Regions from separate parts of the Mus musculus genome. Here all the other regions are linked to region 2. Evidence: chromatin loops called from intact Hi-C (ENCODE). Cell type or tissue: heart. All regions are shown on one strand.

Region 1 (8,000 bases), 55 kb before region 2:
CCGGCCACCGGGGCTCCCAGGTGATACTTCTTGCGGAAGGCTGCAGTTTTGAACTTCCCACGATGGTCTCCAGACCGGTTGGTGAGGATGGGTTCGTCACATCTCAGTGGCTTGTCCTGCTGGTACACCAGCCAGACATAGCGATGGAGGCCAGTGCCCTTGGGAGGTCCGGAACCCACGTAATCCGAGAGGACGTTCCCACTGCTGATGTCATTGCCTTTCATGTTGACCACCAGAAAATGGTGCCATTCCCTGTACACGGGTTTCTTCCTACTGGGAGCATCCGGGTCTGTGAGGATCAAGGTGTAGAGTTTCCCTGTGTCAAGGCCATCCCATGAAATGCTTCCGGGTCTGTGCTTAACCTGGGTGGGCGTCAGCACTTGGCCCAGCTCTTCCACCTCCGCCTCGGTGTAGGTGACCCGCAGTAGGTGCTGGGGCTGCTCATCCACTTCGTGGAGGCTCAGCGGCCCGGTCCACATGCTCATGTCTGTAGGCATGGTGAGAGGCTGGAGTGGCGGTTGGGTGCTGCTGAAGGCGCGTGCTGCGCTGAGAACTGGCCGTGACCACACAAGCTCTGCAGCCGCGGGAGCACACAGTTTTGTATTTTTATATACCTCAATGAATGACTCCCAAAGTTCAAATTTTTTTTTAGTGCTAAAATTAAAATATCAAGAACAAATTTTTACAAAAAATTATGAAAACCATAGTTTGAAAAGTACAAGATATTGTTGAACAGGATCTAAATAAATAAAGAGAAATCACTCCATGTTTGTGGGTAAGACTTGGGAATTAACAAGACATTAATATCCTCTAACTAAGATAGTGTGTAGATTCAATGAAAGTCCTGTCCAAATCGCAGCATCTTTGTAGAAACTGCTGAGTTTAGAATTTGTAAAGATGGATTTGCAAGGAGCCAGAATAGTCAAAGCTATCGTGGTAAAAGGAAAAAAAAAGTTGGAAGATGCCCACGTGTTCTAGTTTAAAGAGAGCACCAACCATACTAATGGAGACACTGCAGACTCACATAGTATGAGGGATCTGAGCAAGTACATCCAGATGTACAGCCATGTGAAGGGATTTTCCAACCATGAAGGCAGGCACTCAACAGGGGAGTTGGTTCTGAAATCATTGGACATTCATTCACAGGCAAAAGAGTAATGTCGGCCCCAAACCTAGCACCAGATAGAAGTTAATCAAAGCAGAATGCGTTAATCAAGTCAGCGACCTAAATGTAAGAGTTTAAAAGACTGTTAGAAGAAAACACGGGGCTAAATTTTTATGACTTTGGATTTGGTAATGGATTCTTAGCTATAACACTGAAATGTGGGCTGGCTCAGTGGATAAAGGCGCCCATTGACAAGCCTCATGACCTAGGCCCTATGTGGTAGAATTTGTTCTCTGGCTTTGCATATATGCACACATGTACTTTCTTACACACTCGTACACGCACACACTCACACACCCACGTAGCCACACACCGACACACTTGTGCACCCCAACCATCCAACTAACCAACCAAATAAACAAATAAAGCAATGTAACAAATCAAAAGCAATCAAATAAAATAACCAAGATATGATCCATAAAAGAAAAAGACAAACTGGATTTCATTAAAATTAAAATATATTCTGTGTTGCCCAAAGTATTATTATTAATGATGAGAAGAGGCTGGGATGGGCCAGCAAGATGGCTCAGTAGGTAAAGGTGTCTGCAACCAACCTCAGTATCTGAATTTGATCCCTGGGTCCCACACAGTTAAAGGAGAGAACTAACTCCCACAGGTTGTTCTCCGATCTCTGCACATATTTAGTAGAACACCCCCTCCCTTAATATCCACATTAAATATCCTTTTCAAGTACTTAAAATATAAGAAAAGGTGATATATGAAGTGGATTTTTAAACATTTTTGCAGATCATATACTTGGGAAATATCTTGAGTCTATAAAGGATTTACAATTTAATGATACATTTCAACTAATCTAAATAATGGGGCAAGGCTTTGAGTAGACATTTCTCTTAAGAAAATATACACACGGCCAAGAGAACATGAAGAAATGGTAGACGTTGTAAGTCATTAAGAAAGAGCAAATCAATGCCATATCCACACAGGGTGGCCAGGACAGAGAGTCCAATTCAACAGGGACCATTGGGCATGTGGAACAATAGAAGCCCTCAGAGACCTGGTGAAGATGAGAAACAGTACTGTTTGCTCCTCAAGTGACTGCCCATAAAAGTTACTTTACAACCCAGCATCAGTTTCTAGATATATACCCAAGAGAAGTCAGAATAAATGCCCACATAAAAACCTGTATATCAGTGTTTATAGTAACAGTGTTCACAATAGCCCAAAGTTGGAAGCAACCCAATGTCCATGAATGGGCAAGCAAAATACACGTATAAACAACGGGAACAGAATTCTATTCAGCCATGAAAGGAAACGAGGTTCTGACACATGCTATAACCCAGACTGACTTTGCAAACATAACGGTAAATACCCGTCAGTCAGAAACTACTACACCCTGGCCCAGGGGAAAGACTCAGTGGGTGAAGGTGTTTCCCAGGCAAGCCTAGTGACCCAGGTTTCATTCCCAGAACCCACCTAGAGTGGGAGAGTGAAGGCTGATAAAGCTGTCCTCTGACTCCCAATCACACCGTGGCATGTAAGTCTCTGCCTCCTTGAATCATGCACATAAACATACAATAATAAATAAACTGAAAAGAAAAAAAACCTAGTCTAAAGGAATCCACTTCTTCAAATATATCTAAGTGGCAAATCGACAGAGATGAATCTAGAAGTTGTTCGGTGGTTGCTTTGTGACGCAGGCCGGGGAAATGAGGAGCTGACAGCTAAAGGGCACAGGTGTTGATGGCTTACGTGTATCTGTAACTGTTCTAAAATGCCATCAACTGTGCCTTTTAAGTGGCTGAATTATATGGCATGTGAATTATATTTCAATAAAGACATTATATAAAACAAGCAAAAAACCCAAATGGGATTGGCAGTGAGTGCAGGTATCCAAAGACTCCCTGGGGGACTGGATGCTCTTCTTTCTAGCTATTCTTGCCTGTTATCACGATGTGGGCTTCTCCGAGGGAGCTTGAAGTACTCACAGACATCAGCTATCTTGCTCAGAGGGAGTCACCCAAGACAGAATGAGGTGAGAATTGCAATGTTCATGACAGTCTAATCCTGGGGACTGTACCCCTCATTCTTGCAGAGTCTATTGGTTACACAGGTCAGCCCTACAGTGTGGAGTGGCTAACCAAGGGCAACAATACCAAGGATGCCAATCCTTTGGAACCAGTTAGAGCCTGGCTAGCACTAGCCTGCAGGAAGCTTTCATTATGAACTGGGGCATTAAATATAAGACACTTGGTAAATGTTAACCTGCTAGGTAAATATTCAATATCCATTTTAATGTTGACCTAGATTGTGCAAAGCGAGATGTGACATGTTCATATTTACTATTTTATTCACTCAGAGCTCTCACAGAGTCATCCAGGATCCTTCAGTATCACAAGTACTGTTACTCCTTAGAAGGTCCATGCTAGCATCCTAGCTCTTCTGGCCTCCTCTCCTACCCAAAGTTTTCCAGCTCACTGGCTCCCCTCAGCTACTCTTTAAAACTCTGCTAATTTCTGTGATAGTCTCTCTGTGTCTCTCTCTGTGTCTCTGTTTCTCTCTCTCTCTCTCTCTCTCTCTCTCTCTCTCTCTCTCTCTCTCTCTCTCTCTCTCTCTCTCTCTCTGCTGTGCTCCTGTTTCTCTCGTGCCCTGGTCCAGTTTTCTGGCTATGTTCAGTCTACTTCTTTCTCTCTCTGCTCTGGACTCTTTCCGATGCTTCTGGCTGTTCTCTCGTATATCTACAATAAAAACCTTCCCCTTGACCAGACTATGGAGCCGTGACACTATTGGTTTGCATACTTCTTTCCACCATGTGTGCCCTAGGGGTTGACCTCAGGTTGCTGGACTTTATGGCAAGCACCTCTACTTGCTGAGCCACCTTACTAGCCCCCTTAAGGTATATTTTTGAGACTGTTTGTGTCTCTATTTTCATTTACTGACAGGAGAAAAAGCAGATCCAAGGGGGAAGCCGTGACTCTAAAGTTTACCAGGAGCAAGACCCAGAGTTCTTTGGTTTCTTGGACTTGCTTGTGAAGTCAACATGGCTTTATCTCCTCAAAGCTGAAAGGCATGCTGCAAAATTAACACAGAGAAGAGAAAACAAGCCCAGGATGGACGGACGTGCCGGGTGAGTCCCGGGAGAAGCACTTTATACCCCCGCTTGTCTGGGCTGTGCTTCAGGCCAGCCCCAGGGGTGCGATTTCAGACAGGATGGAGATGAGGGTGTGGTAGCCAGATGTCTATGATCCACAAGCTCCCTGTCCTTTCAGTCACCTCTCCCTCCCATTCCAATGGCTTAGAAACACAGCACTCAAAGCTCCTAGAGGCCAGCCTCAAGGGTCACTTTAGCTGCTTCCTGGCGACTTTTGCTTAGGGTCCTTTCGCAGGCAGCCCGTAGAATTCAGAACACTTATAGGCACAGCTTCTGGACATCTAGGAAAAAATTGGCCATGAATTTTCATTTAACTTTCTAAGTCTGGTACATCATCTCCAGGGGACCCTCAGGAAGTGTCCGCACTCATTTAGTCCCAGCTGATTCACACAGCTGTGTAAGGTATTTCATGCTTTATAAATCATTTACCTGATCAAGACCAGCAAAATGACAATGCTAGTAGATGCGCCAGTGTAGACAGGGCAAATCCCACGTGGTTCCATCCCAAGATGAAGAGCTTCAGATGACCAATGGCTGCTGAAAGAGAACCAGTTGCCTTCTGGGACAAACTCCCACATATGTTGTCCAATCCCAAGTGGTCCTCACCAGACGCATACACGTTCAAGCAAAACTACATGAAGTTAGTAGGTTATATATACAGATTTGCACATATAAGTGTGTGTGTGTGTGTGTGTGTGTGTGTGTGTGTGTGTGTGTGTGTGTGTGTGTGTGTGTGTGATTTAGGATAAGGGGAGTTCCATAGGGAGAGAGTCTGGAGTGATGTAGATCAGTGCCCATGTAGAAAACCAAACTAAATCAAACCTTGTTAATCACAAAACAAATTGCTTACCATTTTATTCATTTTTTGGAACTGTTCATGAGTCTTAGTTATTGGTGGGACCCTGGCAGGTAGGCGGTGCCCTCATCCCCATGAAAGGGGATCTTCCATCTACCGTCGTGCATGGCTGCAAGCTGGCTTTAGATACCTTGGCTCGCTCTCCGTGTTTCCTTCTGATTCACTTTCTCTTTTCTTCTGCTGCAGAGGCCATGGCTTTCTCTTGACTAACAGCAAATCTGCTCTTTCTTAGGGGAGAGTACGACTAATAATTTTACTGGCCCTGGTGGCCATCCTAACAGGATTACCTGGAAACTTCCTTTGGAAGTTAATGAAAAGACTGGGAATCTTGCCTGGGGACTACAAGATGAGGCTATGATAAGATGAGAATCGAGTCTGGATTCTCAGAGAGCTCTTGAATCTCAGGGTGGAATATAGAGGACAGAGACTGAGCTCAGGGGTTGAACACTTGCCTGGCAAGCTCAAGGCCTAGGGTTTGGTCCTCAGTGCACTCTCTGTGTCTCCCTGTCTCAGGGACCTCTGTGTCTCTGTGTCTCTGTCTGTCTCTGCCTATCTCTGCCTGTCTCCTCCTTCTCCCTCTCCCCCTCCCCCTCTCCCTCCCCCTCCCTCTCCCCCTCCCTCTCCCTCCCCCTCCCCCTCCCCCTCTCCCTCCCCCTCCCCCTCTCCCTCCTCCTCCCCTCCCCTCTCCCTTCCCTCCCCCTCCCCCTCCCCTCCTCCTCCCCCTCCCCCCTCTCTCTGTTGTGGAATCATTCTCACCTTCCAGGCTCCTTTAGGTTGGACCTGTTCAGAAGGCCTAGCTTGCCTTCGGCTCCATCATGGTGCAGGCTCTTGCCCCATGAGTAGAAAGTTCTGTTCCTCTGAGGGCAAGGGGAGGTCAGAGAATTTGCCTTATGCAGTGATGTAGTTGCTCTTGTCATGTGTGGCCTCTTTCTCACCCAATTGTCCTTATTGTCTAAATTTAATCAAATTATAACCCATATCCTCTCCTTCTTCTGGCAAATTTATTCTAAAAATTAAACACACTGAAATGAAGTCCCCCCTCCCATTTCTCCCCTGCTTTATTCTTTCCCTAGCCTTCCTGCTCATTTTTCTTCCCTGCCTTTGTAAACTTGTGTAGAATGTTAATATTTTAAGGCTGGCTGTGCCCTTCCCACATCCCTACACAGAGAAGTGAAGGCTAAACAACTAAGACCTCTGCCATACAGTTACACCAGACCTTAGGATTCTCCACTGTCATACAGAGCCCACACAGAACACAATGGGCCATTACTTCTACCTCAAATCTTAAGTAGGAAATTTTATTTTCCCACTTCCTGAATGTAGAAGCTATTATTCATAGCTCTCCACTCCCACTCCTAGAAACGCCACAGTCTTAGCTTCCTGTGGGTGGCCTGGAAGGGTTCCTGAGTATGTGCTCAGGGTTGCTTTCAGCATCTGTAGACTTGGGCCTGGTTTGCCTGAGTAGCTGAAAGTTTAACAAATAAATTGCCACCTAGGGACCTGTAGTCTCAGAGCTTTCTACCTTTCCCCTCTTGGTTCAATGTTCTTTCTCCGTTTTATATATATATATATATATATATGTTGTGTGTGTGTGTGTGTGTGTGTGTGGTGTGGTATGTGCACATTGTGCACATGGGTGGGCATATGGAGGGTGGAGGAGGACTTCTGCTACCCTGCTCTATCATCACTTTCCACAGTAATTCCCTGACACAGCCTCTCACCAAATGTGGAGTTATACTTCAGTCATCCAGCCCCAGTGGCCCTCCTGTCTCTGCCCCTCTGCATGCCTGCCCCAGCACTGGGGTTATACCTGGCTTGTTATGAGAGTGTTGGGATATGAACTCAGGTCCTCTTGCTCAGGTAGCAAGCAAGTGTTCTTGCTTTGCCATCTGTCCAAGGAAGCCCAAGAGAACTGTCTGTTCCCTAAGAAAGCAGTGTGCTTCTAACGACGTAAGTAAAGATGGTCTGATCCATGAGAAAGCAGCAGAGGGTAGATCATTAAGTGAACTTGGCTGGATCAAGAGCAACTTTGAAATGATCTCAGACGCAGAAACTTCATCAAGATTCCATCGAGCAGGATGGAAAAAGTTTTAATGATTTGATGAGAAAATCAGAAAAGCTAAAACAAATGAAATGCAATAGACATTCAGAGAAAAAAAAAGGGAAAAGTACTATTTGAATATTTAAAATGAACATGAAAGATACAGAAAAATGTTACTTTTCCAAAGTTAAAAGAAGCTAAAAATTTGGAATATTTGAGTGCTATATTTTCAAGTAATTGTTATTGTTGCTGTTGTTATTATTATTATTGTGGTGGTGGTGCTGATGGTGATGGTGGTGATGGTGGTGGTGGTGGTGGTGGTGGTGGTGACATTGTCAGGGTCTCATGTAGCCAGGATGGCCTTAAATTCTTATTAAGACTGTCATGCATATATTTTGAAGCCACACTCTGTGCTGTTCCTAAGGTTGATTGTCTGTCTGTCTGTCTGTCTTTTGAGATAGGGCTTCTTTGTGTAGCTCTGACTGTCCTAGAACTCTCTGTAGACCAGGCTGGCCTCGAACTCACAGAAATCTGCCTGTGTCTGCCTCCCAAGTACTGAGATTAAAGGCATGCACCATCATGCCCAGCCTGCTCCTGAGATTCCTAGTAAGAGAGGAGGTATAGGAGGTCCTGGCTTTAAGCTCAGATTCCCTTGTGGCCTCTGTCGAGAGTCTGTCATTGGCCTCTATAGATAAGATAGTGTTGAGGACACATCTTGAAGAGAGAATCTCAGAGCCCCACAGAAGAACTGAGCAGTGCTGGGAATGAAAACAAGCTCCAGGCCTAAGGCAAGAAGGCGAGTGAGTCCACACTGAAGCTCTCACCCACT
Region 2 (8,000 bases):
TGGCTGGCTTTCTCAGCAGTCTTTGCTTTCCTCTGGAAACAAGATTAGGCCGGTCTCCAGCCCGGAGGAAAGAGTCTGTGGAAGCTGTTGGGAATACAGGGCCTCTTGCCTGGTTCTAGACAGCTTTGGGACCAAAGAGCAGGAAAGCCAAGCCCATTTCTGTTATGGAAAAATGGATTTTCTGTAGCCTCCACACAACCTGAAGGGGTCTCCACCTGGGATGTGGCCAAGGGTTCCTTCCTTATTCTTCTTCATTGCTTTTTATAGAATCTTAAATTTAGATGTTGGACATGGTAGTTCATACCTGTAATCCCAGGATTTAGGGAGCTGAGGCAGGAGATTGCTAAAGGTTCAAGGCTAGCCTGAGGCCAACCAGTGAAACTTGGTCTCAAGAACAAACCAACGACGAGAGAGAGAGAGAGAGAGAGAGAGAGAGAGAGAGAGAGAGAGAGAGAGAGAGAGATGAAAAAAGAAAAGAAAAGAAGGTAATCTTATTATCTTACCATATGCAGAAATCTAACTTTTACATCATTATGAATGGATGGTTGTCCCGTGGCTCACAGCTCCTTAAGATAGCAGGGCGGGGACACCCAGAGTGTACGTGCCTCAGACGTTCACTCACACCCACCCTTCTTTCTAGACAGTAAATCATACCAGACAGAGTTTCTGAAATTCAGCAAAAATGGCTTCTTTGAAAGTTCTTGTTTTTGCAGGCCTGAAATGACCCTGGGTGTGTGTGTGTGTGGGTGGGGTGGGGAGGGGAGGTGCTTTTCAATTCTGTTCTGCTGCTGCCCCTCCCCCCAACTGCTGCCCCCTCCCCACAATGCTCCACTTCCTGTCCCTCTAGACATTTCATCTCTACTTAACATTAATCAGTATGGCTCCATGGGATAGCATTGCCCATATGATCTTGCTTTATTCTTTTATTATTCAAATACAGAATCACACAGTGTAGCCCTGGAGGTTTGGAACTTACTATGTAGACCAAGCTGGCTTTGAACTCACAAAGATCTACCTGCTTCTGCTTCCTGAGTTCTGGGATTAAAGTCATCGGGTACTATACTCAGCTGTGTTGTGTTGTGAGACAGGGTGTCTCCGTGAATGGCAGGCTGGAGCCTAGAACTTTTTTCCACACTTCTTCCCGAATGCTGAAGTTATGGGTGTATACCACCACTGCTGGTGCGTGTGGGGATGCAGAAAGAACATTTTTGAAATATTAAGACACCCGCCTGGTCAAACCATTTGTTCCTATATGATTGATTCTGAGCTATTTCATTTTCTAAGCCCATGACTGTTGTCATGTCTGTAACTCGCTATGTATGTGTACATAGCTATGCAACATACACTCTCAGAGGACTCTAGGACTCTTAGATGCACGTGGGATGACACATCCAATGTTGATATCTACCGGTCATAGTGAAATCAACATGACCCCTGAAACACAAGCTGTCTGATAGCCAGCAACCTTCTTGGTTACCATTAAACTAGAATTATCTGGACTTAAGTCTTGTTTTGGAATAATCTCAGGTGACTGAATTTCTGGGTTGTCCTTGTTTTTCCAGAACCAAAGAATGTGCAGTGGGTCTAGTTGGGATCTCCTTGGCTTTCGAACACTCATCTCCCAAACATGAGTCCCCAAGAAGACTCTGAAACACTTCAGTCCCTGGTACCCTAACTTGTGAAACGCATCCCTCAATTTGACTGGTGGGTTCCCTGACAGCAAAGGAGAAAAAGAAAAACACAAACATGACGGTTGCTGCTTCTGAGCCTTCCGTTTAAGCAAAAAAATTGATATGTGTGTGTGTGTGTGTGTGTGTCTTGGGGGGGTTATCAATGTTTTCTTCCCTGTTCAGAAAGAGTATTTTCACAGCCAAGACAATTGATCTTCTGTGACTGGACTGACTCCAACTTTCCCGAGTCTCTTTCATGGAGCACTACACAGCACTGTTGGCACATGTTGAAACTGTGTCGGTAATAGTGGGGGAGATGTGAGATGACTGAGTAGCAACGTTGGGCTCTGATCTTGTCTCGAATCTTCCCTGTGATCAGAAGCAACTAACTCACTAAGAAAGGACGAAGAAACAACTTGGCCAGCAAGACACTCAAGGCTCTGAAAAATCTAGGACCTTACCACTTCAGTTTTAAGCAGTCCTTTGAGTCCATGCTAATGGCTAACTTAATCCATAAAAGTTAGTGTAGTCAAACCAGGGGCTAGGGATACAGCCCACTGGCAGTATGCTTGCCTAGCGTGTTCGTGGCTCTGCATTCAATTACAAGAGCTGCAGGGGTCAGGGGATGAGGAGGTGGCTTCTGCTGCCCTACCTGATCCAAGAGTCCTTGGGCACAGTATTAAAGAACTCACCTGAAATAGCCCTGGATATTACCCGAGCTTGGAAAGAAGGAAGATGTTTGGCTTATCAAACAAAGGGTGCCATCTCCGGAGGAGTCTGTGCACACATCAGTTCACTAGGAGCATAACTGGGCTCAGAAACTGAGCTGGTCCTGGGTAAGACACTCCCCTCCTCTGGAGGAGGGGGAACAGGCACAGGTGTGGATGAGAGCAAATGGAGGGCATACTGGGAGGAAAAAGAAGGTTAGGGAACTAGAGGGTGAGAGAGAGAGAGAGGGGGGGGGAGAGAGAGAGAGAGGGAGAGCAAGAGGGAGAGGGAGAGGGAGAGAACAGAAACTGTGTTTGGGGGATAGAGCAAACAGAAAGGTCTAGAGAGAGCCAAGTAGAGAGAGAAAGTGAACCTGAAAGGGAGACATGACTGACTGCTCTCACTGCCCCAGGATAGGCCTTGGATCAAAATCCTGGTTTTCAGACCTCCATGGAAGTCTTTTCTCTTCTTAGTTGTGGCGCGGTTGTTGCATGTTTGGGGACATTGGGTTTTATAGGTAGAGTTCCGGCGCCTCTCCTCTCAGATGAGAGAGTCAAGCCTAGTGAGGCCCTAGACTTTAGACTTCTGCCTTCAGAAACCTAAGTTCTTTCCCTTGGGGTCCAAGAGAAGGAAGAGGAGAGAGCTTTGTTGAACTGCAACGGTGAATTTTGCTTAAGCAGGCGCGTTCACAGAGGCCTGGCAAAGCCATGCAGTGGAGGCCAGGAGCTTCCCTCTGCTCAGGGCTGCTCCCTGAACTCCCATAGGGAGGGGAATGTGCCAGCGCTGAGAGTGTGGAAACCAGTCTCAGGGCTGGCAGGGAAGGCTTTGACAGGGCCAGCTGTCTGTTCTGGCTGGACCATAGAGAGCAGTGTGACAGGAGAAAGCAATGGTCTTTGCAAGATCCTTTGTTTAGAGCATTGGGACTACTTTGAGGGGCTGTCCAATTCTGATTGGCTCGAAAGTTGTGGGAGGAACAGAGCCACCAGTAACTGTCAAACCCTCAGAGGACAGCGGGATGTGGTGCCACATGCCTTTAGTCCCAAAACCAGGGAGGGTTGAAGCAGGAGGATTGCTGTGAGTTTGAGGCTAGCAGGGGCTACATAGTGATTCAGTGTCAAAATATCAAAGGGGGGGGGCTGGGGAGATAGCTCAGTGGGTAAAGAGCTCACTGCGTGAAAAGAAGACTTGAGTTTGATTCTCAAAGACCACATGAATAATCGGGTGTGGCTGGATTTACAATCTCACCTATGGGGAAGGAAGGCAGGAGGCTCCCTGGGGCTCATAGCCAGTCAGCTTAACTGAGTCTTGAAGTCCCAGCCACTAAGACCCCATCTCATAAATACAACAGCAACAAAAAACAAGCTGGAGGACAACTTCGAATGAATAACACCAGGGTTGTCTTCTGGCTGCTACACACACATACACACACACACACTCACACTCACACATACATATACGCACTCACACATACATACACACTCACACACATATACACACTCATACTTACACACACATATACACATACTCACATACATACACACACATACACACATGTGCACATACACTCACACATATAAATACACATACACACATACTCTCACACACATACACAATACACACATGCACACACACTCACACACACACTCACATACACACATATACATGTACACTCACACATACACACACTCACACACATATATACACACACTCACATACACCCACCCACATACAGATATGCACACAGACTTACACACTCACACACAGACTCAAACACACACACACACACACACACACACACACACACACACACACACACACACACACACACACCTCAGATAGAAGACAGAAAACCAAGCTGGAGTGGAGATCCAAGACAGTGGCTTCATTCTCTGCTAGCTGGGAGGCAGAGGTCTTGGTCAAATGACTGAGAGACCCCAGTATCTCTCAAAACAAAGTAGCTGCCATCTCTGAAACTGCACCAAGCCAGCGCCCACCTAGCATGCTTGGGTGCCCCTGCTCTGCACAGTCCTCCAGCTCCATCAGCCTTTGCTGGTTGAAGCATGTTACTGCCATCTGCTGTCAGATGCACCCAGAAGCCTCTAGGGCCCAGCCACACCTTGATTTTTCTTACCAAACCCTAGTTATTATCTTGGCAATGTCTCCCTGGAAGACAATCTGGCTGCAGGAGTACTTCTCCTTTGTCGGGAACAGAAGGCAGCAGAAGCTTCTGTCCTCACCCAGGAGACATCCTTCCCGACACTGGCCAGCTGCAGCCAGAGGGTGTGGGCTGAAATCAGGCCTCACAGCCGAGGTCTGTCTCCAGCCTTTGCAGATGTTGTCCAGATCCACCCACTCCATGGACACAATGGAAGACAAGCGGAAATGAGAGGGAGGGAGAGAGAGAGACAAGGGTGGGGCGTCTCTGGATGCATCTGCAAAAACAATATTCATGCTATATGCTTGCCTTTGCATAGTCCACGGCTCTCAGGCTGCAGAGAAGCCTTGTGACCACCTCGTTTGAGCCTTTCTCTGTTACACCAATGAATAAATATGACCTACAGCATTTGGCTTGCTTTGTCTTAGGCATGGACCCTTCAATGCTCATGCTAAGCCTATGAGGTCCTTAAGAAATTTGAACTTAGAGTCTGTTCTTTGTCACTTGGGACTCTGCCTCTCTAGATTTCACCAAGCAGACAGGTTTTGCAAAATCTTTCAACTCTGGCCATTAGCCAGACAAGAATGCTGTGGGACTCCGGCTCACCTTCTAATTAGACCTCCCTCCCAACCTACCTCCCTCCCTCCCTCCCTCCCTTCTTTCTTTCTTTCTTTCTTTTTCTTTCTGACTTATTCTTCCTCTTTTCCTCATTTCCTTCCCATTTCCTTTATTTTTCATATCTTTTCCCCTTTCCTTCCTTTCTTTATCTCTTTCTGTCTTTCCTTTCCTCTTCCTCTCCCTTCTAACCCATTTGCTGTTCTTTACTCTATATTCTAACCACATGTGGCAGGTGGCACAGGTGGGATTAGCTCCAAAGAGGCTGCCCCATTTATGACAGGCCACCTTTGTAGCCCCTTTGCCCCAGGACTACAAAGAAACAGCTGTTTCCCCGAATCACCCAGACCCCTGTGTCTTTCCCTGCTTAATTGTTAACAGGCACCGAATCCACCACTACTTGAAGTGTCATCCCTAGTGTGAGCTACACAGATCAAAGGGCGACCCACAGTGTTTTCTTTCCACGTCCGAGCATCCCATATGCAGAAACAGGAAGACTTGGCCCTTAAGGATCCCCTCATCCCGTTTCCCACACGGAGATGCATGCCTCCCTTTCCATCTGTGCGTGAAAACAATGTTGAGGATGGAAAAGTACACATGACATAAAAAGCAACAACAATGGCCAGGGAAGCTCACCCAAGGCCCCATCCACCAGCCTGCCTTCAATCACAGCCTTCCCATCCTCCAGATACATCCTCCACACCGTTCCCCAAGGGCAGAGTTTCCTTTTGCTTATTTGCTTTTTGTCCCACGGGCATCTGTTTTGCCAACTAAAATGACCCTCAATGGGAACGCACACACATTGGAACCCCAAGCACAGCAAGAATGGTGTTGACATGGAGGAGGGTAGACAGACTTCCGTGCCACCCTGCAGTGTTCTTAAGAAACACAGAGAGCCTCAGATCCACTTCAAATGTCACATTGAAGAAGATGTGCACAGTCAGGGCTGACTCATGAAGGCCGCTTGACCCAATCCCTTTAAGAGCGACTTGGTCTTTCCTCTTTTCCCCCTGCCTTGCAGGAAGTACCAGGTCTTGGATCAGATGGGGTGAAAAAGCCTTCACTCCAATTGCAGTTAGCCAGCAGGAGGTGGGAATGTCTTTGCTAGAACATCACTGGCCAATGGAAGGACAGAGGAGGCTCTAGGAAGAATCTCTGGACAGTCTCATTATGTAGCTCTGGCTATCCTGGACTTCATGTATAGTAGACCAGGCTGACTTTGAACTCACAGAGCTCTGCCTGTTTCTGGCTCCCAAATGCTGGGATTAAAGGTATGTTCCACTCTATGTGGAATAGGCAAGCACTCGCTCTTACCAAATGAATTATACTCACATTCTGTGGGCTGTATGTACTGTTGGCAGGACTTTTCTAACAGGGCCTTGGATAGTTCCCAAGGACAGGTTGAGTTTAAGTATGATTTGCATAGATTTTCAGGTTGAGTTTGTAGATGAGTTTCATGGCTTTGGAACCAAATCTTAAAGCTCTCCATTAGCTTGGAAGTTCTATACCAAAAAGTTAAGTGGAAATGAAATAATATGAAGTTTGTGTATAATAAGGTGCCCAACCCATAACTTGCAGCAATATGACAAATAATTTATAAAAGTGACAGAGGACTGAAGTATATGCTACCTTAAAATAAAAAAGGAAGTTCTGTAGAGATGGGTCACTGACTAAGAGCATTGGATGCTCTTTCAGGGGACTCGAGTTCAGTTTCCAGCATCCACATTGCTGGTAGTCCATAATTGTTTGTAATCCCAGTTCTAGGGGCCCTGGCATCATTTTCTGGCCTCCATGGGTACTGCATCATCTCATGGTACACAGACATACATGTAGGCAAAACACCTACACACATAAAATAAAGATTTAAAAATGGAAAGAAGAGAAAGGAGGTGTTCTGTGTCTTTCAGCCACTCTGCCATTATTTTTCCACAGTGAAGGAAATATTGCCCTCTTTAGTTCATTTATTTGTTCATTAACTAGGTTTATCTGGTACCTGTCATAGAGTCTGCCCTTAGGAACTCAGACTCCTGAGGGTGGGGGAGCCAAGCAGGTCCATAAAGAACTCTGTCATCAGGCAGGCTGCCATGAGGGCCTTTTATTAAGAATACGTAACATAACAGGAGGAAAAACATCAACTTCAGCCCTGCGGACAGAAGGAGGCAGGATTTGAGCTGGGTGAGAAAAAATAATAGGTAGTTACTAGGGGAAGGACATAAAAGTAGCTTTCATTTTTGGAAGTCAAATTCCCAGGATTCCGTGGGCAGCTGTCTGGAGTCTCATTTCCCGGATACGGGTGCTTGTCTCAGTTGTGGTAGGGGGATGAGGGTTGTAGGCTGAGGAAGGCCATGGCCAGATAACCCAATAGCAGGACAGAGAGAGCATGGTGAGGGGGAGGTTAGAGAGTGTGTCCTGGGAGGAGCTGACATCAGCATCCAGGCTAGGGTCCTGACAGTGCCGGCAGGATAGGGACCCACTGCAAGATAACACAGGTAGAAACTCCCAGGTGACTGTGAAGCTTAAGACAGGAAGCCAGGGAGAGGCAGAAATGGTAGCTGAGCCATTATTGGTCGTTTCTTCCCAGTAACGGGCTCTCTTAGGTACCCCTCATCCCTACTCCAGAACTGTTTAAACTAGTTTCAGCCAGCCAAACCCACACACACAGTACTAGGAAGCATCTTGTATAGTCTTGCCAACCATAGAGACGCTCTCATTTGTAAGGGTGCCACCCAGTCTCACACGAATTGTTCAGCTCTATACACTCAGGATGTTAGCTCAGCACTAAGGAGGCAGGAGAATTCCCACAAGTTTGGGCTACGTGGTGATTTCCAGCTGTACTTGGCGCTAAGAGTCTG
Region 3 (8,000 bases), 390 kb before region 2:
TTTATTCCTGCACAAACATCATGACCAAGACGCAAGTTGGGGAGGAAACGGTTTATTCAGCTTACTCTTCCATCATCAAGGAAGTCAGGACTAGAACTCAAGCAGGTCAGGAAGCAGGAGCTGATGCAGAGGCCATGGAGGGATGTTCTTTACTGGCTTGCTTCCACTGGCTTGCTCAGTCCCACACGGCAAGCAGGTGAAGGGGAGAAAGCGAGACTCCCTTCTTCCAATGTCCTTGTATGGTCTCCAGCAGAAGGTGTAACCCAGATTGAAGGTGTGTTCCAGATGACCTTGAACTCAGAGATCTCCCTGTCTTAATCTTCTGGAATCCATAGCCACTATGCCTCAAGATCTCCATACCAAGATCCAGATCAGAATCTTCTATCTCCCAGCCTCCAGATTAGGGTCACTGGTGAGCCTTCCAATTCTGGATTGTAGTTCATTTCAAATATAGTCAAGTTGACAACCAGGAATAGCCACTACATTACCCCACCAAAAATCCCCCTCCCTATGTTCCCAACTTATATAAGGAAGACACTGATGCCATAAAGTTGGTTCCTGCTTTGATAAGGCTCCTGGCTTGGTGTGTTTCTTTTGGACCGTGGGGCACTCGCCATCCAGCTCAGCCCCGGAGAGAGACCCCGGCAGGAGTGAGGCCCCTCTCCTCTCACCTGGACCTGCTGGCAAGGAGCCAGCTGGTGCTTATCATAGAAAACCCAGTCCCTCTTCTTCCTCTGTGTTTTGTTCTGTTTTCCTAAGGTAGGAACAGTTTGCCACACACCTCTGGCCTGATGTGCCCAAAGTAATGGGGCTAACAACAGGTCATGAGCCAGAACCTCAATGCTATGAGGAAAATAAACCCTTTTCTTCACCCCTGACGCCCTTTACACACACACACACACACACACACACACACACACACACACACACACACACACACATGGACCAGGGACCTGCACAGGAATGGCACCTACCAACAGTGTGCTGGGCCTGTCTATATATGTGTGTGTGTGTGTGTGTGTGTGTGTGTGTGTGTGTGTACATGCACGTGGGAGTAAGAGAATGGCTTTGAGTGTTGTTCCTCATGTGCTGGCTGCCCTTTTGTGGTTGGAGTAGATAGAGCTTGTGATGTAAGCTAGGCTGCTCGACCAGCAACACCACACTTGGCAGTTTTAAATGTAGGTCCTGAGGATTAGACTCAGGCCCCTGTGCTTCCAGGTTTTGCTCTCCAGTTCGGGCTGACCTTGAACTTTGAGCAAACTATGATGCTTCCTTCCAGGTGCTGGGATGACAGGCCTGTGCCACCATGCCCAGCCGTTCTGCCTCTTATCTCAAGAGTACAAGTAGACGCTGGGGCCATTCTGCTCGGTTATGTCTATTCTGTAGGAGCTATAACCAGAACACTTGGACGTGGACTAAATTCTGACTGATCAAGGTCAAGAGCAGCAGGGTGTGCTGCAGGTGGCACTGCTCTGGTAAAGACAGGTTATCCATACGAAAGTGAGGGGCTTAATTGTGTTCTACAATGATAGAGCTGTTGAAACTTTCCAAATGGGGCAGAGCAAGAGGCAAGTTCAATGCCAGTCTGATCTACTTAATGAGTTCTAGGCTAGCCAGAACTCCATAGTGAGACCGCACTGAACAGATGCAAGAGACTCCAAATGAATAAGGGGGACTTTTGTTTCGTTTTGGGAACAGGGTCTCACGTAGCCCAGGCTGGATTCCAACTAGCTATGAATCCGAAGCTGACCTTGAATGTCTAACCCTCAAGCTTTTACTTCCTGGTGCTGGAATTACAGGGGTGGGCCACAGTGATGGGTTTCTGGGTGCCAGTGTTAGAATCCAGGGCCTCCGCGTGCTAGTCTACTGCACCTCCAGCTGGAGACATGAATCATTTAGGTGAAAACCAGTTTGGCCTTTGACGATGGTGTCAGGGGTCCTTTGGTGAGACTGGGTTTCCCAACTAAGCTTCAGCTTCTCCCCTCCCCCCACCCCCACCCTAACTGCTTCAGGGATAGCTATGGGGTGCATCGCCATCTGGTCTGGGTAAAGGCACAGAAAGAAGCTACATTCATTTCCCCGCCTGCACGCTCTGTAATAGATAACTGTTTTTCAGACCCTGCTGGGGAACCTGTAGCTAGAATCCACTCATTTAACCATGATGCAAGCTACAGTCCTCGCTTCATATGAAAACCCCGGAAGCCATCATCTCCCCGCTGCCATGGAAAGTGTATAATTAGCTCGGTGTGCAGCTTGACCCCAGTGATTTTTCTGACGCACTTGGCCCCGCAGTGTGCCCTTTTTGAGACCTCCTGTGTCTTCTCCACAGCTGGAGATGCCCTAAACTGCACGCAGCACTTCCTGTGGGCGTGGTCTTGAATTTTAGGCGCTCCTTGGTGCTGGCTGCCCTCCCTTAATGGGTCACATGCTTCAGCTACTTACATCCCCACAAAGCTCTTTGAAAAGGACCATGAGTGGCTGTATCGATCATAATTAAGTTTTCCGGTCCCTCCTATTTCTTTTTAAAAATGATTTTCTGATGGAGTCCTCTCAAAGAAACACTATAATTGGGCAGCCTGGGGCATGTGGGAAAGCCTCCCCCGATGGCGTCAGTAGCTATTCTCAGGAGAGGAAAGGCAGGGTATCCCCACTGGGAGATGACAGCACTTGTTTCAAGTTGGGGAAGAGCCTGTGGTTCTCTTCCTGCGTTTGGAGGGGAAAGCGAACACACAATATTCATTTCCTAAATACGGGACGTGCTTTGCCAGCGTCTCTTTTTCCAACATGTCATATCCTGGCCGAAGGCAGCAGGGGTCAGGGCAGGAAACAGCAGCTTCTCAGAATGAGACAAGGCTTTCCCAGAGCCGTCATTGGCTCCTGGGAGCTATAAAGTATGCTCGTCCAGAAACAGTCTCCCACTTTTCTTCCTGGAGGCCAGAGTGAAGGGTAAGTGGGGAGTCCGAGGGATGTGTCTGCAATGGGATTGGTGATATCGGGGTCAACTCTCGAGGCGTCATGTATTTGGAGTGACTTTTTCCCAACCTTCTTGTTACCTGAAAACTTCTTACTGGTCAGCTAGATCATGGAGGTCAACCAGGAGCTGTAGGACCTATGAGTCAGGAGACCAGTGTTCTTCTGGGGGCACTGAGAAACATCAGCTGTTGGTAGCCGGTCTCTAAAGGCCTTCATCTTAACCGAGGACAATGAGTTCTGGCTGTGCATGCCGATGCAAGCCTGGAATTCTAGAACTCAGGAGGTGGAGGCCGGAGAATCGGGGGTTTGAGGTCAACTTGGACTATGTAACAGCCTGTCTTTAAAAACAACAAAAACAAATGGAGAAAGATAAAAAATTAAATAACTTCTGCCCTGCTCGTTCAGGTCCGACATGCTCTTTCAGTGACTTATTTGGTGCCTTTAAGAAGTTCTGACTGGTGGAGAGTACAGTGTGTATGAAAATGGGGCTCCCTCATTACCAGGACAGATGGCCTTTTACAGATGAACCTGGTACATTCAGCTTTCTCCCTTAGTCACCTTTTATTGGCTTCAGTCCATCTGGACCCAAGGAAGCCTCCAGTGAGCTGCTAGCTAGCACCTTTTCTTTTTTACCTTGAGACAAATTCTTGTTATGTAGCCTTGGATGGCCTAGAACTCAGTATTTAGACCAGGTTGGCCTTGAACTCTCAATGATCCTGCCTCTGCCTCCCAAGTGCTAGGATTAGAGAGAGGGACAGGGACATTGAGAGAAGGAGAGAGAGAGAGAGAGAGAGAGAGAGAGAGAGAGAGAGAGAGAATATAATGATATAATGAGAATGGGGGGGGCAAGTACCTTGAGTCCCTAGGACACAAGTCTCCACATAATGAAAAGTTTTTGTTACGTTACATGCACGGTTTGCTACTTTTAAGGTGTTCTCTTCTTTTTATTGGTCCTTGTTTGTCAGGAGTTGGGGAATAGAATAGGGTGTCACACCAGACAATGGCTCTACCCCTGAGCTGCATCCTCAGCCCAAGTGTCATTTTGAAAACAGAGCAAAGTCTCTGTTTTCAGAGCATTTACCTGGAGCAGCTTTCTAATAGTCTCCACCTTCCCGTTTAAACCTTTATTTAAATCTGTGGATGGTGTCCATAGATTTTGTTCCCTGGAAGGAAAGCAGAAGACAGCATAATCTCTGTTGGAACGCACAGTTAACGGGTTCTGGGAACTTGTGTGACTTGTCCCAGGCTCCAGAGCCTTTGGAAACTTGACCCATAACCCAGTAGTAACCTACCTCCCTGTTCCCAGTCCTGAGTGGTTTATTTATTCGTGTATTCATTTCGGCAGCCTTGTGGATTGAGTCTGAGGGTTGAACGCTAGGTAAGTGATCTACCATTAAGGCAACACGCCCAGCATAAAGTCTATTAATTATTTGAGGACTCTCTAGAGAGTGCACCGGGCAGCTCTAGCCTAGGGCAGCAACGGGTGCGGAAACTCGGGCTAACTGTGCGTCTATGTCCCTCACAGGGCATGGAGAAGCGGGCGGCCTGGGAGCCGCAGGGCGCCGATGCGCTGCGGCGCTTCCAAGGATTGCTGCTGGACCGCCGTGGCCGGCTGCACAGCCAAGTGCTGCGCCTGCGCGAAGTGGCCCGGAGGCTGGAGCGGCTACGCAGGCGCTCCCTGGCGGCCAACGTGGCGGGCAGCTCTCTGAGCGCCGCTGGTGCCCTGGCAGCCATCGTGGGGTTGTCACTCAGCCCGGTCACCCTGGGAGCCTCGCTCGTGGCGTCGGCCGTGGGCTTAGGGGTGGCCACCGCCGGAGGGGCAGTCACCATCACGTCCGACCTCTCTCTGATCTTCTGCAATTCCCGGGAGGTGCGGAGGGTGCAGGAGATCGCCGCCACCTGCCAGGACCAGATGCGCGAGCTTCTGAGCTGCCTGGAGTTCTTCTGTCAGTGGCAGGGACGCAGGGACCGCCAGCTGCTGCAGAGCGGGAGGGACGCCTCCATGGCCCTTTACAACTCTGTCTACTTCATCGTCTTCTTCGGCTCACGTGGCTTCCTCATCCCCAGACGTGCCGAGGGGGCCACCAAAGTGAGCCAGGCCGTCCTGAAGGCCAAGATTCAGAAACTGTCAGAGAGCCTGGAGTCGTGCACTGGCGCCCTGGATGAACTTAGTGAGCAGCTGGAGTCCCGGGTCCAGCTCTGCACCAAGGCCGGCCGTGGCCACAACCTCAGGATCTCCACTGATCTGGACGCAGCGTTGTTTTTCTAAGAGCATCCTCTACCTATATGGAATGTTCTAGAGTCGTAGCATCCACAGGGAAGTGCTACATGGGTGGAGTGCAAAGGATGATAGGAACTCTTCTTGCAGGGCTTCCGTCAGTCCTTAGCTCCTTGTGTGTGTGAAGGACTTTTCGCTTGTGTAATCCCAACTGAGTATGTGATCCTTTTTGTCTTTGTAGGGATTGTAGACCCAACCTGGGCCGCGGAGCTGACTTGCTCTGCTCTTCCCACCCCAGTTTATCCACTCATAGACCAAATCTGACTATTGCATACTTTCCCAGCATGGCTTCAAATTCACACCTCTAGGTACCCTGAGAGGGAAAGCCACCCGAAGAGTCACTTTAATCCCAACATACTCACCCGCCTTCACTTCTGTAAAGAAGCTGGGGGAGGGGTGAGATGCAGTCCCTGACAATTTTAAATAACTGACCACAAAGAGGAGAGCAACGGCCTTTGAGTTAAACAGTCTTGGACTGATCACAGGCTCTGTCCCCCACCGGTCGTGTGACTTAGCCACCTTCTCTTGCTGAGACTTGGCTTGTTCAGTGACACAGATGGTGGTAAGAACACACCCTGTTGTGAAGCCCTGAGATAAGAAAGGACCTTCAGAGTCACTCTCAGAAAGTCCAGGAAAGACTGGCCCAGCAGCCCAAGAAAGACTATGCTGTGTGCTTGTAAAGCCAGTTACTCTGTCCCCTGTAAACTAGAAGACAGAGCAGCACAGACCCTTTAGAGGGCAGTGTTGCCCATTCCATGTAGAGACTGGTACAGAGGTAATGTGAAGTTACCAGCAAAAACAAACAAAATCAAAAACAAAAAATAAAAACAAAACAAACAAACAAAAAAAACCCCAAACCTCTTTATCCTCTGAAAACTCCAGACACCATATCTTTATTTATTTAAAATTAGTTATTTAATTTCTGTGTATTATTTACATTTGATTTTATTTAACTATAGCATTTAGAAAATAATAAGAATATTAAGGGTCTGAATAGGAAGGGAGTCTGTTAAGGCTCTTTCCAGGAGGTCAGGTTTGGATTTCTAGAGTCTTTTTCCCTCAGAGAGGACTCTCTAGTGTTTGGCACGATCCCTGTAAGTAAGATGGGGGAGTCCTGAGGAGAGAGAGAGAGACTAAACTGATTTTTAAACTGGTAAATGGAGTCTTGAATTGTGGAATATATGAATGATTAAGCCTGTGTGTCCTGAAGGTACTTTGCCAGAAAGCACTTGACTTGAAAAAGAAAACCTATTTAATTCAGGAGTGGAGGAATAGAGACTCATGAAGGAAACATTTAGACCTTGGAAACCTGTCCTATGAAATTCTGTTTTTATAAAATTGTGTTATGATAGAGATCTGTCACATTTTGACTTTGGGGCTGTAAGAAACCTGCTATCTATGCTTAAGAAAGTACTTCTAATTTATTCAATATCTTCCTAAATTATCCTTTAGAAAGAGTTGCAAAGTCTTTGGGACCATACCCAGGAAACCTTGGCTGTATATTTAAATTATTTAATGCTATACATTTGCGCAGCCCCTATGATTCCCAGTGATGGCCACGTGTCTGAGGAAATGTTTTGGCATGAGGGGGAGGGGTGCTCTTTCTATATTTATTTTTGTTTCCTATAAACTGTAGTTGGCGTATATCCTGATTTAATTTGACATTGATGTGGCTTTTTTTTTTTTTTTTGACACTGTGTCTTTCTCTAGGCAGCCCTGGATGTCCCAGAACTCACTCTGTAGATCAGGCTGACCTCAAACTCACAGAGTTTGCTTCTGCCTCCTGAGTGCTGGGATTAAAGGAATACACAGCATGCCCAGCTTGGGTTTTTTTTTTGTTTTTGTTTTTGTTTTTGTTTTGTTTTGTTTTTAACTGCTGTCACTTTTAGACTGCCTGTGTGGGCACTGGAGTATACCTCAGGCTCTCCTTCCATCATCCGGCTGAAGCCATTCCCTGACGCCGTCATGCATTGGTGCTTTGTCTCGGGTTATACTCCTCCATTACCGACCTGTTCCATATAACCCAAAATGGGAATGTTTTGAGTATATAGCAAAGTACTAAGCTTCTGAAGGTTTTATCAGTGGTCTGCTGTGTGCGCATCTGAGAGTGTCTACTTTCCATCCACAGATGGCAGAAGGGTCTAGAGGTTGAGTTCCAGGGCACCCGAGCTACACAATGAGACCTCATCTCAAAAATACAATGAAACAACAAAAACTGAAAGCACATTTGAATAATTCGCTGTTTGTCTGTATTATGAGGGATTAGCTTGGTCATTCTCTTTCTTATGTGTAGGCATGTTGTGAAAATTGGAGGATTTGCCAGGGGTTAGCAAAGTTCAGTACAATTGATCCTAGAGACAAATTGTTTATTTCTTTCATGGGACAGTGGAGTGGGTTTTCCCTTTCGACCGTCATTCTATAAGCAAGCAGGTCGAAAGGGTTTGTGGCGCAAATGAAAAGAGAGAAATAAATGTTAGGGTTTGGAAAATACATGTTTGTTCTAAATGCTGGGGTGTTCTTGTGTTCCTTTTTTGGTTTTACAGTCACCTGGATTGTTTTGTTTCACAGTAAAGGGACCACATTTGGTTTGCATCTTAAAACTCTGATAAAGTTTGGGGGCTGGAGAGATGGCTCAGCAATGAAGAGCATCTGTTGCTCTCACAGAGTTCTGGGATTCCATTCCCAGCACGCACATGACAGCTCACAATTATCTGTGAATCCAGTTCCAGGGGATACCCTCTTCTGAACT
Region 4 (8,000 bases), 360 kb before region 2:
ACAGGCCTCAACCTAAAGGTATTTTCTATCTGATGACAAATTGTGTGGCTTCCCCCAGTGAGGACAGCAAAGAGCACATTACTGCTAGTTCACACTACATGTGCTGAGCACGCTGTTCTGACACACAGTGCCAGTGAACTGCTGTCTGAAACACCTTGGAGAATTAAAAAAAAGACAAAATATGGGCTAGGGAGATGGCTCGGGGGTTGAGCACATACCGATTGTCTTAGTGAGGGTTTCCATGGCTGTGAGCAGACACCATGACCAAGGCAACTCTCATAAGGACAACATCTAATTGGAACTGGTTTACAGGTTCAGAGGTTCAGTCCATTATCATCAAGGCTGGAGCATGGCAGCATCCAGACAGGCTTGGCGCAGGAGAAGCTGAGAGTTCTACATCTTGATCTGAAGGCCACTAGAAGACTGGTGGTTAGGAGGAGGATCTCGTTGCTCACCCCCACAGTGACACACTTCCTCCAACAAGGTCACACCCCCTAATCATACCACTCCCTGGACCAAGCATATTCAAAACCACCACACTGCTCTTCTAAAGTCTCTGGGTTGGCTCCTTAGCACCCACATCATGGGGCTCACAGCTGCTTGTACTCCGTCTCCAGGGACATTTGACATGTTCGGCCTCTTCAAGCACCTGAACATACAGAGACAAACACATAATTAAAATCAGTAAAATCATTCCAGGCAGTCACTTATAATCCCAGCACTCAGGGGGCAGAGGCAGGGGGATCTTTGAGTTCGAGGATAGCCTGATCTACAGAGTGAATTCCAGGACAGCCAGGGCTTCACAGAGAAACCCTGTCTTGAAATACAAAACAAAACAAAACAAAACAAAACAAAACAAAACAAAACAAAACATAAAAACCAACAAACCATGCATATTCAAAACCTTCTGCTCTAACAGAAATGTTGGTTTAAATAGGGGAAACACTCTTCTATTTCCCTATTGTCGTTCATCAGCATACAGTATCACATTATATCTTTACATTATCCGGTATTAGAAAGTTTGATGTTTAAAATCACAGACTAACTGACTTTTATTTCATAACAGATTATTTCATGCATTTTGACTTGGGATTGGAAAAGAATGTCCTATAATTTCTGAAATGGCCCCATGCAGACTCCTGCAGGTTTGTACTACTCATTTCTGTGAAGTGGCATTTTCGACATTCACAGTTATAAAGTCAAAGTGTTGATCAACCCTGAAAATTTTTAGTTCTTCATGGCCTGTGCTATTAAATAGTTAAGATTTATTTCTTCATGGAAAGATAAACAGGTACATCTGGGGGAGAGAGTAATGGGGGAGGGGAGAAGAAGGGAGTGGGGAACGAGAGAGGGAGAGGAGGGGAGGAGGGGAGGAGGGGAGTGTGAGGAGCCGCCCTCACATTTGCCATTATAAGATGGCACTGACATTATTATATTATAAGAAGAAGGAAAAAAAAAAAAACTGTCGAGCGCACCCCCAACTCGCCAGCAAGAACGACGCCACAGCAGGATCCTTCTGCACACGTTTATTCAGTCCTATTTCTTCTTTCTCTATATATCTCCCTTGTTTATATCTCCCCTGCTTATATCTCTCCCTCGTTTATATCTCCCAATAATAACAATCCTCTCTCGAATAATAATCCTCTCTCTAACCCGGGCCTCTCACTCTTTTATACTCTCAGTTCCCATCCACGCACAGCAGGCCACGCCACCTCACCAGGCACGCAGCTTCAGCTAATCAGGGCAGCAGGGGCATATCTCCATCAAATTGGATTCACCTGTATCCTGGTACACCTGCGCAGCACTCAAGATGTTTGTGGCTTATATGAGGAAGTCAGGTGCAAGTCATACGGCTTAGCTACAGTCCCTGGCGCCTTTAGGACTGCCGCCACACCTGCTCCTAACAATTCCCCCTTTTTTCTTTTTTGGCAGAGAGAATGTCTGTAGATAGCCCCTCGCAACCATGCCCCTTACCTGTCTTTGGGAGACAAACAGCATTGGTTTGATCCCTGTCTTAGGTTGGTGACATGCCCAGGGAGTCTTATCACTGACTACCTCTCAATCATGCCAAGCCACTCCTGGGGAGATTGTTTTGCTTGCGGCAGGTGCATCAAAAGGCCAGGATGTTAATTAACTTATGGCCAGATCTTAATTGCTGCAAGCAAGCCTCATGGGTGAAGGTAGAGGTCTGATCCCCAGTGTGCAAGCATAGGGGCCCTACACAAAACCATCCCTTAGGCTCATCACCCAGAGAGGTCTTGGCCAGCTCCCGTGTCGTTTTTCCTGGGGGAAGGGAACTAGGACACTGAACCTTCATGCAATCAGACATACCTTCCACAGGATGCCAACAGCAAGCTATCCTCTGTGCAGTGCTTAGCCTCGCACCCCACGGCATAACGCAGCATAATTTCTTTTAGAGCGGCAAACCAAATCTGAGGAGATTGTCCTGCCTCCACTGCAGCAAAAGCCTACGCTACCATGGCGAAAGTGTAGGACCCGCACACTCTGCACCTAACACATGTGCCAAACACACAACACACATACACTATAACAAGCATACATCCCAGGGCTCTCATCCCCACTCATCTTCTCTGAAGCAAGGGATAGATAGCCAGAGAGGAATTCAGGGATCAAAAAGCGTGGAAAAATTTGAATGTCATGTCGAGCTGGTATCGGCTTCTGGAATACCGAAAGGATCTCTCATCTTGGCTCCATCCTTTGTGCTTGTGGGATCATCCACCACATCCACAGGGGCAACTGGATCACGAGCCTCATTCTTGCAGCGTCTCACCAATCTCTCCAGCACCCAAAGAGGTTCCGTCTGGTCCTGTGGAAACACAAACAGACCTTCTCGCCCAAGTCAACACCAGATCTGGTCGATCTTCTCCAAATATCCGGACAGAAGGTCCACCTACAGGTGGCTGCTGAGGAGGCATAGGGAGGCGGCGCAAAAGCTAATTCGCCTTCCTCCTCCACCTCAGCTCTTTTATTTCGTCCTTCCTGACCACCTGATAACACTGTGTCTCCTTTCTTTTTCCTTTTTCTTTTTAAGCCCTTTTCCTCTTCCGACATACTTTCTTGTTGCTCTGTAAGGATTTTCTGACCTGTCTTGACTGCCTCTACACACAGTTTCAAACAGTAACAGAGTCCATATATCAGAACAAACAAGACCAAAACTATCAGACCTACCCACAAAGGGTCAATGGGAGAAAAAAGCATAACTACACAGCGAGGATCTATTGATCACTACACTGAGGTTATCATAGTTCCTTAACTTGTCCCCAAACCAGGAACCTTAACTTATCCCAAAACCAGGAACCTTAACTTGTCCCAAAGCCTACTTCCTGGCAACTTTATATTCGCCTCTATTTTATCCGAGGTCCTTCCCAAACTCCTGGGGTTGCAAGTTTCACTCACCGTGAACTTACCCTGCCAGCAACCACTGACTGCTGAAAGTTCTGAACTCGATGGGGGAGTCGGTTCCCCGTACGGGCCACCAATTGTCGCGCCTGCTCTCGACCAGCAAGAACGACGCGACCACCAGTCCTTCTAACAGCAGTTTATTCAGTCTTCATCTTTCTTCTTTCTCTTCATCAGTACCGTTCCCCAGCTGAAGAGTTCTGAATCCACGCCAGATCCTTCTCAACAGTCTGTTTTACAGGAACTTTTATTAACCACTTCTTCCCCGTGATGCAGTTCTGAATCCTCCCTGTAGCAGGGGGTCTTCGCTCTTGCCTGAAGATGTTTCTTGTCCCGGGTTTCGGCACCAACTGTCGAGCGCACCCCCAACTCGCCAGCAAGAACGACGCCACAGCAGGATCCTTCTGCACACGTTTATTCAGTCCTATTTCTTCTTTCTCTATATATCTCCCTTGTTTATATCTCCCCTGCTTATATCTCTCCCTCGTTTATATCTCCCAATAATAACAATCCTCTCTCGAATAATAATCCTCTCTCTAACCCGGGCCTCTCACTCTTTTATACTCTCAGTTCCCATCCACGCACAGCAGGCCACGCCACCTCACCAGGCACGCAGCTTCAGCTAATCAGGGCAGCAGGGGCATATCTCCATCAAATTGGATTCACCTGTATCCTGGTACACCTGCGCAGCACTCAAGATGTTTGTGGCTTATATGAGGAAGTCAGGTGCAAGTCATACGACTTAGCTACAGTCCCTGGCGCCTTTAGGACTGCCGCCACACCTGCTCCTAACAGGGGAGGAGGGGAGGAGGGGAGGAGGGGAGGAGGAAAGAGGGGAGGAGGGGAGGAGGGGAGGAGGGGAGGAGGGAAGGAGGGAAGGAGGGAAGGAGGGAAGAAGGGGAGGAGGGGAGGAGGGAGGAAGAAGCAGGGAGAGAATGTACTTCAGACTTCAGCAGATTGTGCACATTCTGGGCCAGAACGACTGTCCCTAAGTTTGGGAGTCCTTTGCTTTTGGTCCACGAGTCACCAATACACTACAGTGCCACAGCAATCCAGCATGTCTGCCCTGAGCAGACCTCACCCTACCTTGCCCCTCCAACACATTAATGCTAAGCACGCACCTGCAGTGCAGATGCGGCACCCCTAGCAATCCCAGCTACGCTTTCTCTGTTGTGCCAGGGTCTCACCGTGTGCAGGCCAGGCTGGTCTCAAGCTTGGCCTTCCTACCTCAGCCTTCTGAGAAGTTCTGCCTTTTCTGACTTTAGCTACCTATGACCAGCTGTAGCCCCATCATATTAAGTGGGGCATTCCAGACATAAGCCATCTACAGCAGATGTGCCGCTGTGACCAGCATGAGGAAGTCGCACTGCTCAGTATTGCTGCTTGAGACCTGAAGTATCCCTTCCCCCACTTTTTTCGGTGTTCCATACTGCAGTATGTCTAAGAAAAGCCAAGGTCTTTCCTTTAACTGTTATCTTTCTTCACCACAGGATGCAGAGAGAGGGGGTGGGGTGGGGAGGGGACAGTGCATCCATCTATATAGGTTTTGGAGACAGTTTTCCCCTGTAGCCCTGGCTGTCCTGGAACTTACTCTGGTAGATCAGGCTGATCTTGAACTCTGTCAACTCTGGGATTAAAGTCACGCACCACCATTGCCTGGCCCATCTATCTTTTATTACACTATATTGTTGTAATTGTAAAAGTTACTGCCTATATCTTACTAGACTTAGTTTGTAAATTAAATTTTAACATGAGGGAAAACAGCATCTCTAGGGTTTGGTATCACCCGTGGTTTCTAGCATTCACTGGGATCGGGGTTCTTGGAACATACCCTCTGTAGATGAGGGGGGCCTATTTTTCCAGACCTACTAAAAAAAAAGCTTTAAATGTCTTTTAGGAACAGTAGTAAAAATGAACTTTTAAGGTAATTAAGGAAATAATTCTAAAATACAATGCTATATTTGTTTTTTACAGTTGTAAAACAGAAATTTTATTTTGAAAAGAATTTAAAATATTTTGGCTCCTTAAAACAAGGTCTCACCATATAGCTGTGGTTGGCTTGAACTCATGGCAATCCCTCTGTCTCGGCCTGTTGAGTGCTGGGATTACAGGCATGTGTTGCCATACCCAAATTTAAATGGTATATATTATGTATTAAATATATTATATATTTAATACCATGTATATTAATTATACATTTTATATATGTGACAGAGGGAGCACATGAACACATGTCTGAAGCCATGAAAAAATTTCGGAACAAGATAACAATCAACCACTTTTGCCTCTGATGTATCACTTCAGGCTTGCTTTTGCCCTATATCGGTGTCAGAATTTTATTTAGATTTCCTTTCTAACCGTCCTTATTGTTCTGAAAATACAGGATATGACAGGGCTCAGTTTCTAGAATGGGGCCCTGTTGTTTCCGTGGCCAGAATATAAATATCCTAGCTGTTCCAGGCCTATGGGAATGCTAAGGCACGCGACACTGTCCGTGGGCTGACATGGGCTTTGCTCTTTGGAACACATCTGTGTTCACCCCACTAGTTCAACAAAAACACTGTCCCAGGGTAAGTGCCGTTTGAAGGCCTAAGGCTTGTCTTCAGGTCACAGGCCAGGGAATAGAACACGGAGATGCTGTCATCACTGTGTACCATATGGCCCTGGGTGCCTTGAGGAAGTCTTAAAAATAGCCTATGTCTGAATTATCCAAGAATAGACAAAAAGAATCCTTGCTTGACTAAAATGGAGAAGTTCCCCAGGCCCCCGAGACAGGGTTATGCTATGCATCCAGGGCAGTTCTGAAACTCTCTATAGACCAGGCTGGCGTTGAACTCAAAGATCTATCTGCCTCTACTTCTGCCTCTGCCTCCTGGGCCCTGGTTTTAAAGGCAGGCAGTACCAGGCCCAGTTTATTTCTTTTGAGACAGAGTCTCTCTATATAGGCTGGCCTTGAACACATGATCTTTCTGCCTCTGCCTCTCAAGAACTGGGAATACAGGCATGAACGTGGAGTTTTTACGGAGTTTTATCAACAGCAAGTAAATCAGTTCTCTTAAAGCAGCAGTCAGTGTTATCCAGGAGTCAGGGGCCAGGTGAGGAAGGGTAAGATGGGGTGAAGATAGGAAAGCTTGTTTTCTGCACCTGTGATGCCACAAGCCCAGCATCTTATACTATTCATAGGTGTTAAGGCAGCAGCCAGTTTTCAGACATCTCATGAGTGCTCGTTTCCTTTTCTGTGACTTGAAATTTGGGGACCTTTCAATGATGCATCTAAGTTGACAGCCTGTCCACTTGTTCCCACTAGGGCCTCTGGGCTCTGTGACACCTCAGCTGCCCTCTGTTCTCACTTCCCTGTTCCATTCTCTTGAAGGAAATCCAAGTTCATCCAGAGAAAATGTAACTGCTATGGTGGCTCCCTCTTGGTTTGTGGAGAAGAATTTGATTAGTAGAATTCCGAGTGTAGCTGGGCAGATGGAAGCTGGTCTTGATAATGTAAAGGTGACTTCAGAAAGCTTACTGGTGTTGCATGTGATGGCCTTTGATCCTAGCACTAGGGAGGTCTCTGTGAATTATCTGCAAGTTTAAGGGCAGTTTGGTCTATAGAGTGAGTGTTAGGATAGCTAGAACTATCTAGAGTGAGACTCTATCAGACACACACACACACAGAGAGTCAGAGAGACAGAGAGAGACACACACACAGAGACATACACAGAGAGAGAGACAGAGAGAGAATAAAGGAAAAAGTAAGGTCATGTGTTGGGACCTCAAGTAGGTTGGATTCTGGACTTGTTTCTTATCACATTGCTTCATGATCCTGGACACAGCTCTTTTCCTATGAGACTCAAGTTCTTCGCTGGTCAAGTAAGAAGAATGACTTCCTTAGCGGGTCTGTGTAACAGTGACAAGAGGTGGGAAGGACCTCACTATAGTGGAGATCAGACTTTTTTCAGGACAAGTCAACTCCTCCTTCCAAGAGTGTGTTTCACATACAGGGACACTTTAAATGGCCTAGTTCCCAGGCATGGTGGTGCACACTTGTCCTCTCTGCCTTTGGAAGGTGGAGGCAGGAGGATCAAGAGCTTAAGGTCAGCCTCTGATACACAGGGAATTTGAGGCAGAACATACTGTGCTACATGAGATGCTGGAGAAAATAAAATAAAATAAAATAAAATAAAGTAAAATAAAATAAATAGAAGGTAGTTACAGGAAGGGCAAAATAGAGAGCCAGAATGCCTTTGGCTTTCTGCCAGCCAACCGTGTGCTATGACTGTCTGGTAGAATCCATGTTGGGATGGCCTATTTTATACAGAAGGCGCTTTCCTTTTTTTAACTTGGAGTGAAATGTAAGAAAAACAAACAAACCAAACCAAAGGACGCAGACTATTCTTCAGGAATGTGCGGAGAAAAAAACCCATCACTTTCTAAAGCAGTGGTTCTCAACCCTATGTCTCTGGGTTGAACGACCTTCTCACAGGGGTCACGTATCAGATATCCTGCATATCAGATATCCTGCATATCAGATATCCTGCATATCAGATATCCTGCATATCAGATATCCTGCATATCAGATATTTACA

What was found. A loop is a pair of places that touch in the nucleus more often than their neighbours do. Peaks named below come from ENCODE experiments on the same cell type or tissue, not always from the same donor. Only the 100,000 strongest peaks of a DNase experiment are listed, where the experiment ranks them.
Region 1: it touches region 2 in a loop (2.4-fold over the local background); 8 of 42 quality-filtered maps call a loop at or near these places.
Region 3: it touches region 2 in a loop (2.1-fold over the local background); 2 of 42 quality-filtered maps call a loop at or near these places.
Region 4: a loop joins it to region 2, with 2.5 times the contacts of the local background. A loop is called at or near these places in 3 of 42 quality-filtered maps.

What each region holds. Positions count from the first base shown.
Region 1 is chr6:135,309,851-135,317,850 of GRCm38, forward strand. It overlaps Pbp2 (phosphatidylethanolamine binding protein 2), which reads right to left and starts at 534. Exons shown (of 1, transcript NM_029595.3): 1 at 1-534. The coding sequence starts at 497. It overlaps Gm36640 (a long non-coding RNA gene), which reads left to right. Exons shown (of 4, transcript XR_378071.3): 4 at 4,066-4,149. It overlaps Gm36582 (predicted gene, 36582), which reads right to left. Exons shown (of 4, transcript NR_157238.1): 2 at 5,887-5,987; 3 at 4,704-4,811; 4 at 2,305-4,555. In heart, no CTCF peak of the experiment used is centred here; a DNase peak (open chromatin) is centred at 4,321.
Region 2 is chr6:135,365,201-135,373,200 of GRCm38, forward strand. All of the region lies in intron 1 of Emp1 (epithelial membrane protein 1), which reads left to right. Among named protein-coding and RNA genes, the nearest start is that of Emp1, 6.3 kb to the left of the region's middle. In heart, a CTCF peak has its summit at 4,458 (motif pointing left); DNase peaks (open chromatin) are centred at 3,251, 4,661 and 5,841; H3K27ac peaks cover 1,526 bases.
Region 3 is chr6:134,979,084-134,987,083 of GRCm38, forward strand. It overlaps Apold1 (apolipoprotein L domain containing 1), which reads left to right and starts at 2,918. Exons shown (of 2, transcript NM_001109914.1): 1 at 2,918-2,946; 2 at 4,499-7,753. The coding sequence starts at 4,502. The coding sequence ends at 5,242. Gm36428 (a long non-coding RNA gene) reads right to left here and starts at 4,562. Exons shown (of 3, transcript XR_003956531.1): 1 at 4,055-4,562; 2 at 3,054-3,311; 3 at 2,815-2,972. In heart, CTCF peaks have their summits at 4,653 and 5,992; DNase peaks (open chromatin) are centred at 2,328, 2,758 and 4,628; H3K4me3 peaks cover 2,877 bases; H3K27ac peaks cover 2,083 bases.
Region 4 is chr6:135,001,701-135,009,700 of GRCm38, forward strand. No RefSeq gene overlaps it. Among named protein-coding and RNA genes, the nearest start is that of Ddx47, 5.9 kb to the right of the region's middle. In heart, no CTCF peak of the experiment used is centred here; no DNase peak of the experiment used is centred here; H3K27ac peaks cover 497 bases.